Linked DNA regions of Homo sapiens: region 2 is linked to region 1. Evidence: chromatin loops called from intact Hi-C (ENCODE). Cell type or tissue: PC-3. All regions are shown on one strand. Each heading gives the region's core, and the rest is flanking DNA. Links, peaks and the distances in the headings are about the cores only.

The links. A loop is a pair of places that touch in the nucleus more often than their neighbours do. Peaks named below come from ENCODE experiments on the same cell type or tissue, not always from the same donor. Only the 100,000 strongest peaks of a DNase experiment are listed, where the experiment ranks them.
Region 2: a loop joins it to region 1, with 2.4 times the contacts of the local background. A loop is called at or near these places in 2 of 110 quality-filtered maps.

The regions. Positions count from the first base shown.
Region 1 is chr5:103,371,675-103,378,978 of GRCh38, forward strand. No RefSeq gene overlaps it. Among named protein-coding and RNA genes, the nearest start is that of MACIR, 120 kb to the left of the region's middle. In PC-3, for the core only: a CTCF peak has its summit at 3,794 (motif pointing left); a DNase peak (open chromatin) is centred at 3,927.
Region 2 is chr5:103,465,571-103,472,874 of GRCh38, forward strand. It overlaps the pseudogene PDZPH1P. Among named protein-coding and RNA genes, the nearest start is that of LINC02115, 73 kb to the right of the region's middle. In PC-3, for the core only: no CTCF peak of the experiment used is centred there; a DNase peak (open chromatin) is centred at 3,931; H3K4me3 peaks cover 930 bases; H3K27ac peaks cover 1,758 bases.

The DNA.
Region 1 (7,304 bases), core at 2,802-5,301:
TTTTATCATCAGCAGTGGAAAGCAGAGGTGCTGGCAGTGTGACAGTGGCTGTGACTTAGGAAGGGAGAGTCTCCAATCCAGGAAGACCTTCTCCTCAGCAATGTCCAGTTCAGGAATTGACAGCATTGGCACAGGCTCCTCTTGGCAGGATGGGGGTTAATTGTGGACCATGTCAGTTTTGCTGCTTGAAAATTTTGAGTGACAATACCTCTCAGGTGTGAAGAGAGGATGAGTCTTTCTCTTGGAAGGACTAAAAGGAGCCTGGATGTTATCTTACTGGAAAGAAGGAAACAGTGCATACCTTTGGGAATGGATCTACAATTTACTGTTTACCCCATCAAGCATGATATTACATTGAATCTGAGTAGCTGCAATGCTGAGCTGGTGTGCAGGAGGCCAACTCTGCAGGTTTACTTAGAAAGTGGGCAGAAATGACAGTAATCATAAAACAGATAACAGGCAAGCCCTCAGAAGTGGGCAGAGGCAGGAAAAATGAGCAATGGACATAGCGTGGCAGAGCCACCCAAGGCCAGAGAAGCAAGCTGGTTCCAGAGCATAGCCAGATATGGGTTGGTCTGGGCATTCAGAAAGTGTTTTCAGGAAGCACACTTAGGCAATTGGGGAGGCAATGGGCAGAGGGTGGGGGATGGATGGAACTTCCGAGCTTTTTCTCTTCTAGCTTCCATCTGCTTTAGGGGGACATTCCAAGGTTAGGTCTGGCACATTTTGCAATACTACATGGTGAATTCATTACAGTGGGTTAAAGGTTGATTGTGCACTATGCACAAATGGAGATGCTGGGGTTTCCAGACTGGATGGTCAACTATCTGAGGGCGCAGAAACAGGCCCTCATCATTATTTACCTTGCTTTTGAAATATACTTCTGTTTTCCCTCCCTTTAGTCTGGGTCCCATGAGCCCGCTCTCCCACACTGTTGCCAGAGTGGAAATTGATTGTCTCTCTCTTGCTCAGAGCTTTCAATCGCCCTCCCGTGTTTGCAGAATAACGCTCCTTAGCAGAGGTCATAGAGCCTTCCTTGACCTGGCCTCTGCCTGGCTCCCTGCTGTCTGGTTGCCATTACTGTGATGCACACACATTTTATGTTCCAGCACTAGCAAGCCACGCACACACATAGCATTTTACTTCATGATTTTACCTTTGCTTATATTTTTCCTTTTGCTTGAAATGCTCTTCCATTTATCACCCCCTTTTCTTTCCCAGGCATCACTTCCTTGAAGTATTTTTACCCATTTCATTCTGTCTCTCAAGACCCTGTACTCATCTCTAATCGTGCACTCACCATATTGTGTTATATGCATACTTCTCTCCCTTCCTTACTTACCTGTGAGTTCCTCCAGGCTATGTTTTATTTATATTTGTATCAGGCAGAGCTAGGTATAATGCCTGGGACATAGCTGGTACTCTAAAATATTTGGTTGTATAAATGAATGAAATGATATATATATATATATATATATACACGTGTGTGTGTGTATATATATATATACACATGCGTATATACGTGTATATATATATATATTTTTTTTTTGAGATGAAGTTTCACTCTTGTTGCCCAGGCTGAAATGCAGTGGCACAATCTTGGCTCACTGTAACCTCCACCTCCCAGGTTCAAGCGATTCTCCTGCCTCAGCCTCCTTAGTAGCTGGGATTACAGGTGCCCGCCACCACACCTGGGTAATTTTTGTATTTTTTTTTAGTAGAGATGGGGTTTCACCATGTTGGCCGGGCTGGTCTTGAACTCCTGACTTCAGATGATCCACCTGCCTTGGCCTCCCAAAGTGCTGGGATTACAGGCGTGAGCCACCGCGCTTGGCCCATGAAATGATCTTTAATTGTCTCCTAAGTGACTAATACTAGATAGCATCTGTTTGGTTTCCTACTAGAGTCTGGAAGCAATAGGTGCCTTCATTTAACCATTGGACCTAGAAAGGTAGCAACCCATAGCCTGCCAGGCTGAATGCACCTGAAAGCCTCAAGAAATCTTGTCACTGTGCATTCTATTATGTGACTACAACTTGAGCCGAATAGGGATAAATGAATCCTGGCTAGCACTGAGCATCGTGCCAGGAACAGAACAGTGGGGCCATTGCAGTCAGTAGAATGAAAGGTTACCATGGCGTTGTCAGGGAGTTTTCTTGAACTATGGCTGGACCATATTTCTCTTTCCACCTCAGCCACTGCTTCATGCTACTGAATGGAGAAGCCTTTGGCTTTCTGTACCCATGGAGGAATGCAGCATGCCTCTTATCTCCTAAACCTGTCCCTGCAGAAAGCTGCCTGCCCTTGGAGTTTCTCAGTAGAACAGTAAATGTGATCTCAGTCTCTCCCAGCGGCTCAGTAAATATCACGTGATACAGAGTGCCTCAGCCAGGTGACACAATGAGAGCTGAAAACACCTCGGGTCGTCTGTACTGTTGCATTCCTTATGCACAGCACATCCTAGTTGTCCCACTTAGAGCATCTCTCATTGTGATTTCCTTTTCTTTCTCTAAACGTAAGCTAGGTTGACCTCACTTAGTGGAAAGTCAAAGGTGTCAAGTGAATAATAAACTCTTTTCCTGTTCAGGTACAGTGTGGGCTGTTAGGTTTTCCACCCAAAGGGAGGATGGGGGCTGAGTAGGGCTGCAACAGAGGAGAGAGAATGCAGTGCACCTCGAAGATGTGAGTGACATGCTGCTTAGATGGAAAGTACACCATTTCCTTTCCTGTTCAGAGTGAGATATTTTTTACCTTCATACAAATGAGGTTGTTGAAAACCATGATATTTTAAAATACCCACATAAACAAAACCTTTGTTTTGAATGTAAACCTATGGAAATGAATACTCACAATCTGCAGTAAAAAGGACCATCTCTTGATCTTGGATGTTTCCTAGCAAAGCACATTCAGGGTGTCGTTGCTGGCAATGGAAAGCCCAGAGTGCCAGCAGCCTCCACACTGTGATTTAGGGAAGGGAGTGACTGAGATTATTTTAGTCAGAGGAACTGGTTCTCTGCTTAGCCTCGATATTTCATAAAAAGCTCATTGCAGCAAAATTTTCATTTGGCAGCATCTGCGGTGCTATCATCTTGATATCTTCACATTAAGTAACAATGGCACTTCAAGGTCAAATGAAAGTCAAATTGGCACGATAAATATTCATTGTCAGCCTCTGTTAATCCTATGTATTTTCTGTAAAGATACAGGCAAAGCATGTAATCAGTAGTGTTTGTAGGAAAATAAAAAGTTATAGAAATCCTGGGGTCATAGAGCAAATAAAACAGTTCAAATGTTAAGATATATATGGTATAGTGAGAAAATCAGTAGAATGAATACTGCACTCAATTCTGACATTGTCAGTTTCTGACAAATCATTTAAATGATATACCTCAATTTTCCCAACTGTAAAATTAGAATGAATTACATAATTATCTTTTATTCTTATTCCTATTCTAAGTGATAGCTTTTCTAGATGCAATTAGAAAGAACTTTCAAAGTGTTGCAAAACACTGAAACATATTAGGAAAAAAAAAATAATGTGTGTTTTTTTTTTCTTCTGAGCACTTAAATAATAGAATAGGTATCAGTTTCTTAAACAAATGGAATGAAAATCACAAATAGACTTTTAAGGTTAGGAAAGAAGCCTGCAATGTGAAGGGACTAGATTAAAAGAAAATTGACCTGTTTACATTTCTACTGTAGAGTATTGGATGCTGTAGCAATAATGGACCTTTATTGGAATTATTTTAGAGGTTATGAGATTACATAATGGCCTGTGTCACCTAGCGGCCAGAGGCTGGGATGTCAAGTGTGTGTACCTTTATCAATAGCCAAGCTTAAAATGACTGAGAAACAGCTACTTCTGAGAAGACTTGGAAAGTAAGGTATTCTATTTGAGGATAATGTAAGCATTTGTTTCTGGAATTCTGCCCAGTAACCCAGAGCACACAAAAAGGTCTTAGAGTAATTTGATCAGTGTTTCTGTAAAAGAACACCAAAGCCACAGATTCTGTTACTGGCAAGACAGAAAATGCATTATAAGGGAAGACAACATGTTTCATAGGATGATGGCTTGGCCTGGAGAGGGCTTGGGAGAGTTAACTGACAGCAGTTAGGAACAACGATTAATGCTAACCTGAACTTCTGGGACCCCTGCCTGAACATGCTTGTCAGGGTGTGTTGGTGTTTGCAACATTGCCTTTTGTTTTGTCTCTGGAGCCTGATGCAGTTTTGCTTGCAGTCCTTGTTACTGTCTATTGGCCCTGTTTTGAGCACTAACATGAGAAGATGAAAAGAAATCCCCAGAAACACCCTTTTTCTCACCTGGTCATCTTAGTATCCACAATTGCATTCCTAGAGGAATATTCATCTTCCTGGCATTATTGTTTTGATGTATTCACAGAAGTCTGTGGCCGTAATCCTTCCGTAAGCTGATCTGTTATTTAGCTCCTTGGATGAAATATTGGTAATCATTGTAAAAATGATGAGCCTATGTTGATATGTACATGGACCTTTCCCTGTTTGACTGGGGGATGGGGGGTAATGTGAGGGCTGGGGAGATTAAAAACAGATTCTAGATCCCTCCAGTGAGCTCCTTGGTTAAATATTTTGTTTACATTGGTTATATTGAGCAACTTTAGTAGAGGATATTGTTGAAGAGGTGGAGAGCAGTTTTCTGATTGGCGAGACCTGTAGTCATTAGGCTGCATTTATCAGTAGGCTTGCCTTGCAGTTCAAGGTTCATTGAGATAGATAGACTAGCAGCTTCTCAATGCTGGTTTCTCAGGCTACACTGGGTTGCTCAGGTTGAGTGGGCAATGAGGAACTTGGGGAGGTAGTAGAAGACAACCACTTGACTTCAGGACTAAACCTTTTTCTTTGGCTGCCTTTGTTGCTGTTGAAAAGTTGGGGTTATTTTGTAGTTCATGGGTTGGCAAACTATGACTTGAGCAAAAAAATCTGTCTTGCTGCTTGTTTCTGTAAATAAAGTTTTATCAGAACACAAACATGGTTATTTGTCTGCATATTGTCTGTGGATTCTTCTGCATGAAAACAGCAGAGTTGAATAGCTGCAAAAGCGAACCCTAAGACCTGCAAAACATAAAATATTTACTATTTGGTCCTGTATGGGAAAAAGTTTCCTGATCCCTGCTGTAGTTCATTGTAGGTAATCTGTTGCTAAGATCTTCTCTTGGTCTTTGGTGTTCTTTAATGTTGCTCAAATAAATTTAGATGTGAATTTCTTTTTATTTTTCCTGCTTGAGATTTGTTGTTCTTTCATCAATTATTAGCCATAAACTCTGAATATTGTCTCTCCCCATATCTTCTCTGCTCTTGAAACTCTGGTTGAATTTCTTAGAATCTCTCATTCTAGTCTCCATTTTTCTTAACTCTATTTTTCGTCACATAGGATCTCTGTGCTGCATCCTGGGTATTTCTACAGATCTGTTTTCTGATTCAATTTCCTTACTTATTATCAGTTAAGATTTTCTATTTCTTCGTGATTCAATCTTGGTAGATGTGTAAGTTTCTAGGGCTTTATTCATTTCTTCTAGGTTATCCAATTTGTGTACAATTGTTCATAGTAGTCTGTTTAGACTCTGTGTATTTCTGTGGTATCAGTTGGCTTTTTTATTTCTGATTTTATTTGGGTCTTCCCTCTTTTTTTTCTTAGTGTAACTAAAGGTTTGTCAATTTTGTTTTCCAAAAACCAATGTTTAGTGTTGTTGGTCTTTTCTGTGGCTTTTCTAGTCTCAATTTCATTTATTTCATCTCTTATCTTTGTCATTTTCTTCCTTTTTTTTTTTTTTTTTTTTTTTTTTGACAGTCTTGCTCTGTTGCCCAGGCTGGAGTGCAGTGGCGTGATCTTGTCTCACTTGCTGCAACCTCTGCCTCCCAGGTTCAAGCAATTCTCCTGCCTCAGCCTTCCGAGTAGCTGGGACTACAGGCGCCTGCCACCACACCCGGCTAATTTTTATATTTTTAGTAGAGATGGGGTTTCACTGTGTTAACCAGGATGGTCTCAATCTCCTGACCTCGTGATCTGCCTGCCTAGGCCTCCCAAAGTGCTGGGATTACAAGCGTAAGCCACCATGCCCGGCTATTTCCTTCCTTTTTTCCAGATCTAGAAGTCCTATTTAGCTTTTTTTCAAATCTGCCTAGTCATCTTATTTGTATTTTCATATCTCCTCTTTTGCTTCTTTAAACATATCAAGGATATTTACTTTAAATTCTATGCAATTAATTCTAGTATATGAAGCTATTGTAGGTTTGATTCTGCTGTTTTATCCTCATTGAATTACAAGGTACTGGTGTACTTGTGAGCTTTGTATTGTTTCTAGTGGTGAACTCAGGTTCCTTGGGTATTTTCTGTGGAAATTCTTTGAGTATTTTTATGTGGTGTTCAGGGTACATAGTGTACCATACAGCTAGAGAGTTGTTCTAAATCATGTTTGCCATACCATCTATACCCAGAGATCCTTCAATGTTAGAGGTTATTGAAAATTTGCCTGGACTATTAATAAAACTAATGCTTTGATGTTAAATTGTCTGTAACTTTCTGGAATCTCTTCTTACTTTTTATTTCTTGCTTATTGAAGGAAGAAAAGTGAATCTTACAGTCTCCCTGGGATCCACAGAGACATGATGAAAGCCAAGAATCATTTCATATCTAGAAATCTTATTTGGTTGTTTTCTAAATATAACTTATCACAATTGTCCTACTTCCAACATTCCTCAAAATTGGATGTAAAATCTGCATCACCTTATCCCTTCAAGCTATTCTAGATGATTATTCTTGCCCCTTCATGCAAATTCCTCTTGTCTTGAGGCAGATGACATTGGTATACCTTCTCTGTTACCTTGTCCCTGAAATCTACCCTTGGAATAATCATTCCCATTCAGTCTCTAAAGGCTCTGGGTCTGCCATGGTCTTTTGTTCTACTTTTAGTTCTGACCTCATCTTGGGTGACTTCAAAATCTCAGATTTCTGGCTTTTTCATCTTCAAAATAACCTTGTCAACCATTGTATAGTTCCATAGACACAAAAAACTTCTCCATCTTGAAAATCAAAAAACTAGATTTTCTTCCTTTTGACCACAACTTCCTGTCCATTTAGGTTACTTACTAAGCTGTTGCTGATATACCAATCCTTTGACCTCACTGAAACCTCCATTCTCTTTACCCTCTATTTTCAATGTTTCAAACATTTCTCATACTTTTATTCTCTTCTTATCCTTCTCATGTTTTATAATTCAAGACTTCAAACACTGCTGTACTAATACCCTAAGCTGACTTGCCACATC
Region 2 (7,304 bases), core at 2,604-5,103, 94 kb after region 1:
TAAGAGGCTGCCTCATTGCCTAGGCTCATCACCCTCGTTGCTTGCTTCAACCTCTGTCTGAAGGAACCCTTAACTTGGCCACTTACATCCTAGAACTTCATAGCACATATCATACTCTGTAGTGGATTATCTATGTGTTTATTATATCTCTCATTAAAATATAAACCCGATGAGAGCAGGCATCATTTTGTTCTGTTTACCAACAGTATTCCCAATGCCGGCCATGATACCTCGCAAATATTTGGCATCCACCAAATATCTATGCATTGAAAAAGATAGCATGAGGATCTTAGGGAGGTCAGCATAAAGCATCTCTCTCTGCTTTACATGTCATTGGTTTCTGCATCCAAACTTGGCTATAAGAATCATAATTGGGTCAAATTGGCAGGAGTTTCCAGTTATAGAATCCACCATTTTTTTCAAAGAAGCCAATGTTAATCATGTGACTGCTGGTAATTGGACTAGGACCTTTTATTACTTCATTCTCAAATGCCCTGGTGAATCAAGCATTCCAGCTCCCACTTAATGGAATATACTAGGGCTTGTGTTAAGTAACTTCTTAGATTTACAGTGCCAGCAAATAGTAGAGTGGACTCTGAATACAGGTTACATGATACCAAGTGCACACACTATAGGAGTATATACCCTTGAAGACATGAAAATACTGTTTAAATTTTTTGACATCCTGTTATTTCTTAGTAATTTTATGTGGCCCAATTATACAAATTCCATTTACATATACTACAAAAGGGCTACTTTTATAGCTGTTTGTTATAGTCCCCTAATTTTATACTATCAGCTTCATAAAAATCAATTAATATCCTAAATGTTAAAGGCTAGTGTTTTCATTATTTTAGTCCTTAGATGTTTGTTTCAGGCTACTTGTCTTAGTAATCCTTAATTAAATTTTAGTTTTTATCTAAATTCAATCAAGCTTTTGAGTAATGATAACATTTTGATAACAGTGATATTAACAGCAATCAAATGGATCCTTTTTTTTTTTTTTTTTAATTCTAGGGAGAATGCCATTTAGGCCTTCTTTGTGAACCAGAAAAAGCTATGCCTAAGTTCTTCTTGTGAAAACTCAAGATACACAGTGCCAAGGGCTGTGTGTCCTATGAATCAGCAGGAAATTCTGGCTCCAATCCCATGTTGTAATATGGATTTCCTTTCATCTCAGGCAGCTTAATACTTTAGAAAAAGATCTCTAGAGGAAGATTTTTTCATAATTTCTTTTTAACAATTTTTTAAAAAAAATCCTTATTTTAATTCAGTTATTTTCTAGACTTTGTCATTTTATTTTTAATTTGTTCTTTGAAAAATTAAAGAATTTGTATACACAGTCTACATAATAGTTCATAAAAACAAGTGAAAACGCTATTGAGTAAACATTGCCATTTAAACTATTGGCCTTTGACAATCAATTAGAAATAAAAAGCACATTATCTAAATTGATTAAAACTTTGATATCTATGGTATGCACACCTCAGAGACTGAGCTATAAGGAGGCAATTATAGAACTTCTATTTTTAGATCTTTGTCTCAAATATAATAATAAATTAAGCTTTATGAGTATTTCATATATAGCATGTCCCTGGCATTGTCATGTAGTTTGTATTTCAGAGAGTCACAAGTTAGGAACTTGTACCTGAGGCCTCCATCTGCTGAAGGACAGAGTATGAGTCCCACAATATGAAGGTATTGTCTGTACAGCCACATGTTCACTTTCACCATTATTGCAATGTTAGTGCCTTGTTAAGTGGATTAAGAAATTATATTACCTTATGTTTTTAAAATCCCTACAATACTTTCTACTGATATGGGACAGTGATCACAAAAATGTTTTGCACAACACAGAGGTCTGATGGGTATGTTACAGGAATGTCAAACTTAAAGATGAATCACACACACATTGCTTTCTTTAATAATAATAATAATAATAAACAATCAAACCTCACCTACCAAGTTTGCTGACCTTTTTCTGCGATAACAAGTAGCTATCCATAGTGTGCTACAGAGCAGACAGCTGAAAAAATAAGGAGACTTATATGCCCCTTCCAGGTAAAGGTCACATTTTAATAATGGATGAGAAAGGAACTGCTTTTGAAAGAAATTCATGTTATAAAAAAAAGTATTTTGGGAATATTTCAATCATTAATAATTTAGTTGGCATAAATAGTGGGTTTCACCTATAAAAACATATTTCTACACACTTAAAGAGCTTGAAATTCTCAAATGTTTCAAATAACATATTCTGAATCCATTTCTCAGAAATAGTAAAACGTACCACTGCTTGGTTAGTTTGCTTGAATGAATGGACATCAGAGAAGATGGAAATTTAGTAGCCAAATTTAAATGACAAAAATGTGTTTAATTGGTGGATGGTATTAAAAAATGAGTACCACGATTTAGGAAGTGTAGCCAATAAAGCACTTCCATGTGGATGCCTGCATCTTTGGAAACTGTTTAGTTATGATAGCTATTAAAACTATGTAGGAAAAGAAACTAAATTCTGAACCAAGCCTTTAAATTCCTGCCTGGCAAAATGTTAAAGATGTAAAAAGTAATGAGATGTTTAATCAGTTGGTTTCAATTACAATATTTTTAGAATGAGAGACAATATGAAGGGTTTTTTGAACTTCTAATAACGTTTTAAATGCTTTATTTCATCTTTTAAAATTTATATTTTTGTGTAAATTTAGTAATACCAATATATATTAGACTAGCATATGAATGTAATTTATAAATAAAGTGCCATATATTGGGGATGCAGGCTAAAAATTTTCTGAAAGATATATATGTAATAAACAACCTCAGGGATCACTGGACTGGACTCCCCACTCTTAAACAATTAAACTGGGGAGATGGGATACACCTTTCAATTCTTTCTTAAAAAACTTTTCCAAAAAAAGAATGTTTAGAAAAATACTACCATTTATTATTTGTATTTAAAAAAGAAAAGACAATTTGATCCCAGAAAATTAGGAAGGATGTAATTGCAAAAGAAAGAATACACGATTGAACTGAAAATAATATGCTTATGAACAACTTAATACAATGCCCTTAATTATTTTTATTCTTATTTTTGCTGTGGACTCTTTGAATATCATCATGGAAGAGTATTGATCTGCACACCTAATTCTATTTTCTCTTTTCCAAATGTAATAAGGCAAGTTCCTTTTCTTTTCTTTCCTTTTTACTCTGCCATTAGTTATCCTAACACTGTATGCATTGTGACCTATTCTATGACAGTCATGCTCCATCTCCCTGGGCACAGGGCACCATAAGCCTCCCTCTCCCCTCCTGATCCTGACCCCTGCACCTCTCACCCCAAAGCCCCTCTGATACTATTGCTATTGAAACAGTGACTTCATGGTTGCCAGAGAGTGAGCATTTTCTCATATCCCATTTTACTTTTGCTTCCTGGATTCTTTTGGCCCACTCTAACCTTTTGACATTTTTGGTCATACATGAATATCCATTTGGCTCCTCTTCCCTTAGTATATATTTGTCCCCCGACACAACTACTTTTTCAAATTATGAAAGTCATTTGAATTCTAAGCCTACCTTTTGTGATACTAAATATCCTTGCATCTGTGGCTGTAATCTTAATGATCAAACTTCACCTTCTATTTTCTTGGTTATTACTGAAAATGTGAAGTTACAGATTTTCAGAAATAACGCCTCAAAACCTCACTGATGTATCTGCTTCCAATAATGTGAAAGAATACTGGTAGAAAATTTTGTGTACATTTTCTTAGCTAATTATTTGTTCATTAGTCATTTGATGTCTATGTTAAAAGTAAAAAAAAGACCTAAAAAAAAAACCACATTGAAATCTCCACAAAGTTCTGCAGTACTCATAGTTGCATAGTATTTTTCCTTAATCACCAAAGCCATCTCTTAGTCATGGGAAATGAAGTAAATCGGAAGGCACCTTCATGAAAACAAAATTTTTCTAGTTTTCCTCACACTGTCAACAAAGAGAATATTTATTGTGCTTTCATTTTCAGTGTATGGCCTAAGTCTGTGCCCTTTGAAAAGTTATATAACATAGGTTATCCTTTTATGCACATGTGTCAATATTCTCAACAGTGGAGCAGTTAGGGTTAACCCTAGGCAGAGTTCATCGTTGGTGCACTCCCTGTTCCCCGAAATACTACATTTCCATTCTTTATTCAACCATTTCTTTCATGTATCTCTCCCCACATTACTGGATGGTCAAGGTGCCACACACAGCATTAGTTCTTATCAGGAAATTCCTCTTTTACCTCCTCCTCCCACCTATAAGGAAGTGAATTGATGGAGAGTTGGCATTCACCTTTGAAAGTTATTGGCTTCTAGTATACAGCAACAACAAATGGACTTAGATCCAGGAAGAGTACCACATTTTATTTGTCATGGAACTCCCCAGGAAAAAATTTAGAACAAAATGGATATTGAGATTGTGCTTAGTTACAGAAGCAATGATATTCTGAAGGTGTTTCCAAGAGGGGTCATACAATAGAAGTTTTTTTTAAAAAAAAAAAAAGGAGAAAAGGAAAAACAAGGGAAAAAGTGAAACCAGCAAGAGGTGGCAAGTGAGGGGATACTTTTCCTTCCCGGGTCTTTGAGTGATGAACAAAGCAAGGCTGTCTTCAGGACTGCGTGACGGGGGTATTATCTCTCCTGGCATAGACCTAGACTTGGAGATGGTCAGAAAATTATGAGCTCAGCCACTGTCTCAAATGATGACCTGGACTTCTACAAGGCTTCTTGGTGGTTGGTAGTCTAGAGATTTCAGGATTATAAAGCAAACCAATTATATTAAAATACCATTACCTAACATTAAGGGAAAATTTGTGATATGGTAGCATCTGCTTTTTTTTTTTTTTTTGAGATGGAGTCTCGCTCTGTTACCTAGGCTGGAGTGCAGTGGTGCGATCTCAGCTCACTACAACCTCCACCTCCCGGGTTCAAGTGATTCTCCTGCCTCAGCCTCCCGAGTAGTTGGGACTACAGGCACCCACCACCATGCCTGGCAAATTTTTGTATTTTTTTTTTTTTTAGTAGAGGCAGGGTTTCACCATATTGGCCAGACTGGTCTTGCTCTCCTGACCTTGTGATCCGCCTGCCTCAGCCTCCCAAAGTGCTGGGATTATAGGTGTGAGCCACCGTGCCCAGCCACATCTGCTTCTTTAGTAGTATATTAAACAATAGGATCAAGTAATGGGACTGGGCGCTACCTTAATTTTGCAATAGTGATGAATATAAACTATGTGGTTCAGTATATGAATAACTGTAGTATAAAATATCTGCAATTCCTGTTATTAAACATTTGGCAGAACAGCCAACTTTATGGTGGTTTGCTGCCTATTTTATAATTAAAGAAAAGTTTAGGTTTCAGTTGAATATTAGTGATAAAGAGAGAATATTTCTCCCTATCCAACTGAAAGAAACTTTTAATACTATACCCTAAGGGGTATTTGGACCCCAGGTTAAGAACCTCCATATCTACAGGCTGAAGTGTTTGGTGAAAAACCGTAAAGGAGGGTGTCTACAGTGGTATGAGGATTCAAGACTGGTAAAAGGAGCACAGGATAGCAGGAAGACGTTTAGATTAGGAGATTCACAACTAAGATATTTCTGAGATAAATTTTCTTAATTCTTAGCACCATCACCCAAATTCAGCCTCTTACCTCTTGTCCGAATTAATACAATGCCTCCTGACTGATCTTACAACCCAAGCTCCCAGCACCACCATGCAGTCCTAAAGAATAGCTTTATTTATGTTTCAGTTATGCTTCTGTGTTCAAAAATCACTCAGTGCATCTTCATTGCCCCCTAAATAAAGTACAACTCTTAAGTCTGAATGTAGAGTTCTTTATTATTTGGCTTTGGTGTACCTTTCTAGTCTAAGTCTCCATTAGTCTTCTCCACATATCCCATGATACAATCAAACTGGCCCACTTTTGGCTCCCTAATTGGATCCCAACACCCTCCTGTGTAGCCTTTCATCAGGCTTTTGCTTCCATCTGGAATTCTCTTCCCCACATTACATGTGCAGAAATCCTACCCATGTTAAAAGTTTAAGTTCAACAGCCACCCATTATGAGAGCAGAAATTTTGTTTCATTCAACTTGGTTTCTAGAATAACGATTAGCTGTATCCCTTACATATAAAAGATGGTCAATAAGAACATTTTAAATGAACAAGAAGGTTAAACATGGGATCTTGGGGAAATCTCAAGATTAGAAATTGGTGAATTTAAGATGGAATTCAAGGTAGCATATTTCAGCAGCATGTGTGAAAGACTGGAAGGAGTCCTACCATTTAGAAGAATAGGGAGTTAGCCAGTAATGAATTGGAGCTCTTGTATCACTTTATTTGGATATGTTTTTATTTTATTTGGCTTCATTTCTTTATTTTGTTTTTATTCTCAATATCTTCTCAATGATGAAAAGGAGGAGAAGGTGGTGATGCTATAAGAAAGGGGCCCTGCATATTGGTGCCAGCCGATTCCACCATGGTGGTATGAATATCAGCAGTCCTACATGTGCCATGGTGGTTTGCTGCACCTATTGACCCGTCCTCTAAGTTCCCACCCCTCCCCTCACATACATCCATGTAACAAACCTGCATGTTCTGCACATGTATCCCGGAACTTAAAATGCAATAAAATAAAATAAATGAAATCATACAAAGAAAAAGAATATCAGTAGTCAGGTGGGAGGTGTACAGAATATCCTTTACAGTGAGAGTATTTTTTTAAAAGGTTCCTTCCTATATAAACTCAGACTTTTCCTTTCTTAAATGTTGCCTGCCTTTAACTTACACGAGATTCTGGATAGAAATTCTCATGCTAACCAACTCCAGCTTTCCAGTTCCCATAGTACCCATTACAGAACAATGCAATCTCAAGGCTGCTGATGATATCAGATCTGATGAATTCTCTGTTCTCTATAAATTATTCAAAGCAATTTCAGCTTACCAGAAATGAATTTCCCTTTCTATGCAAAAGGCAAGTTTTGGTCATTTTCACCTTAAAATAACCTAATGATACTCAAGAGTAAATAGATGGATACAGAATATTTCTCAAGAAATTTGTCCTGTGAAGGCTAAACTGACCTATATACATATCTCTTTGCCAGATTCAAATGCAACTTGATATCTGTTAGATTAAAGAACTGGGGAGAATTAATATTAAGTTGACCTTGAGCTCTCTCAATTTCTGATGAAAAGTTTCAAGTTGCAAATGTTCCTTCTGTGCTTTCAGAACACATTTTTTCGTAGCTAGATAAGGCATTCCATTTGCAAGCTTTTTA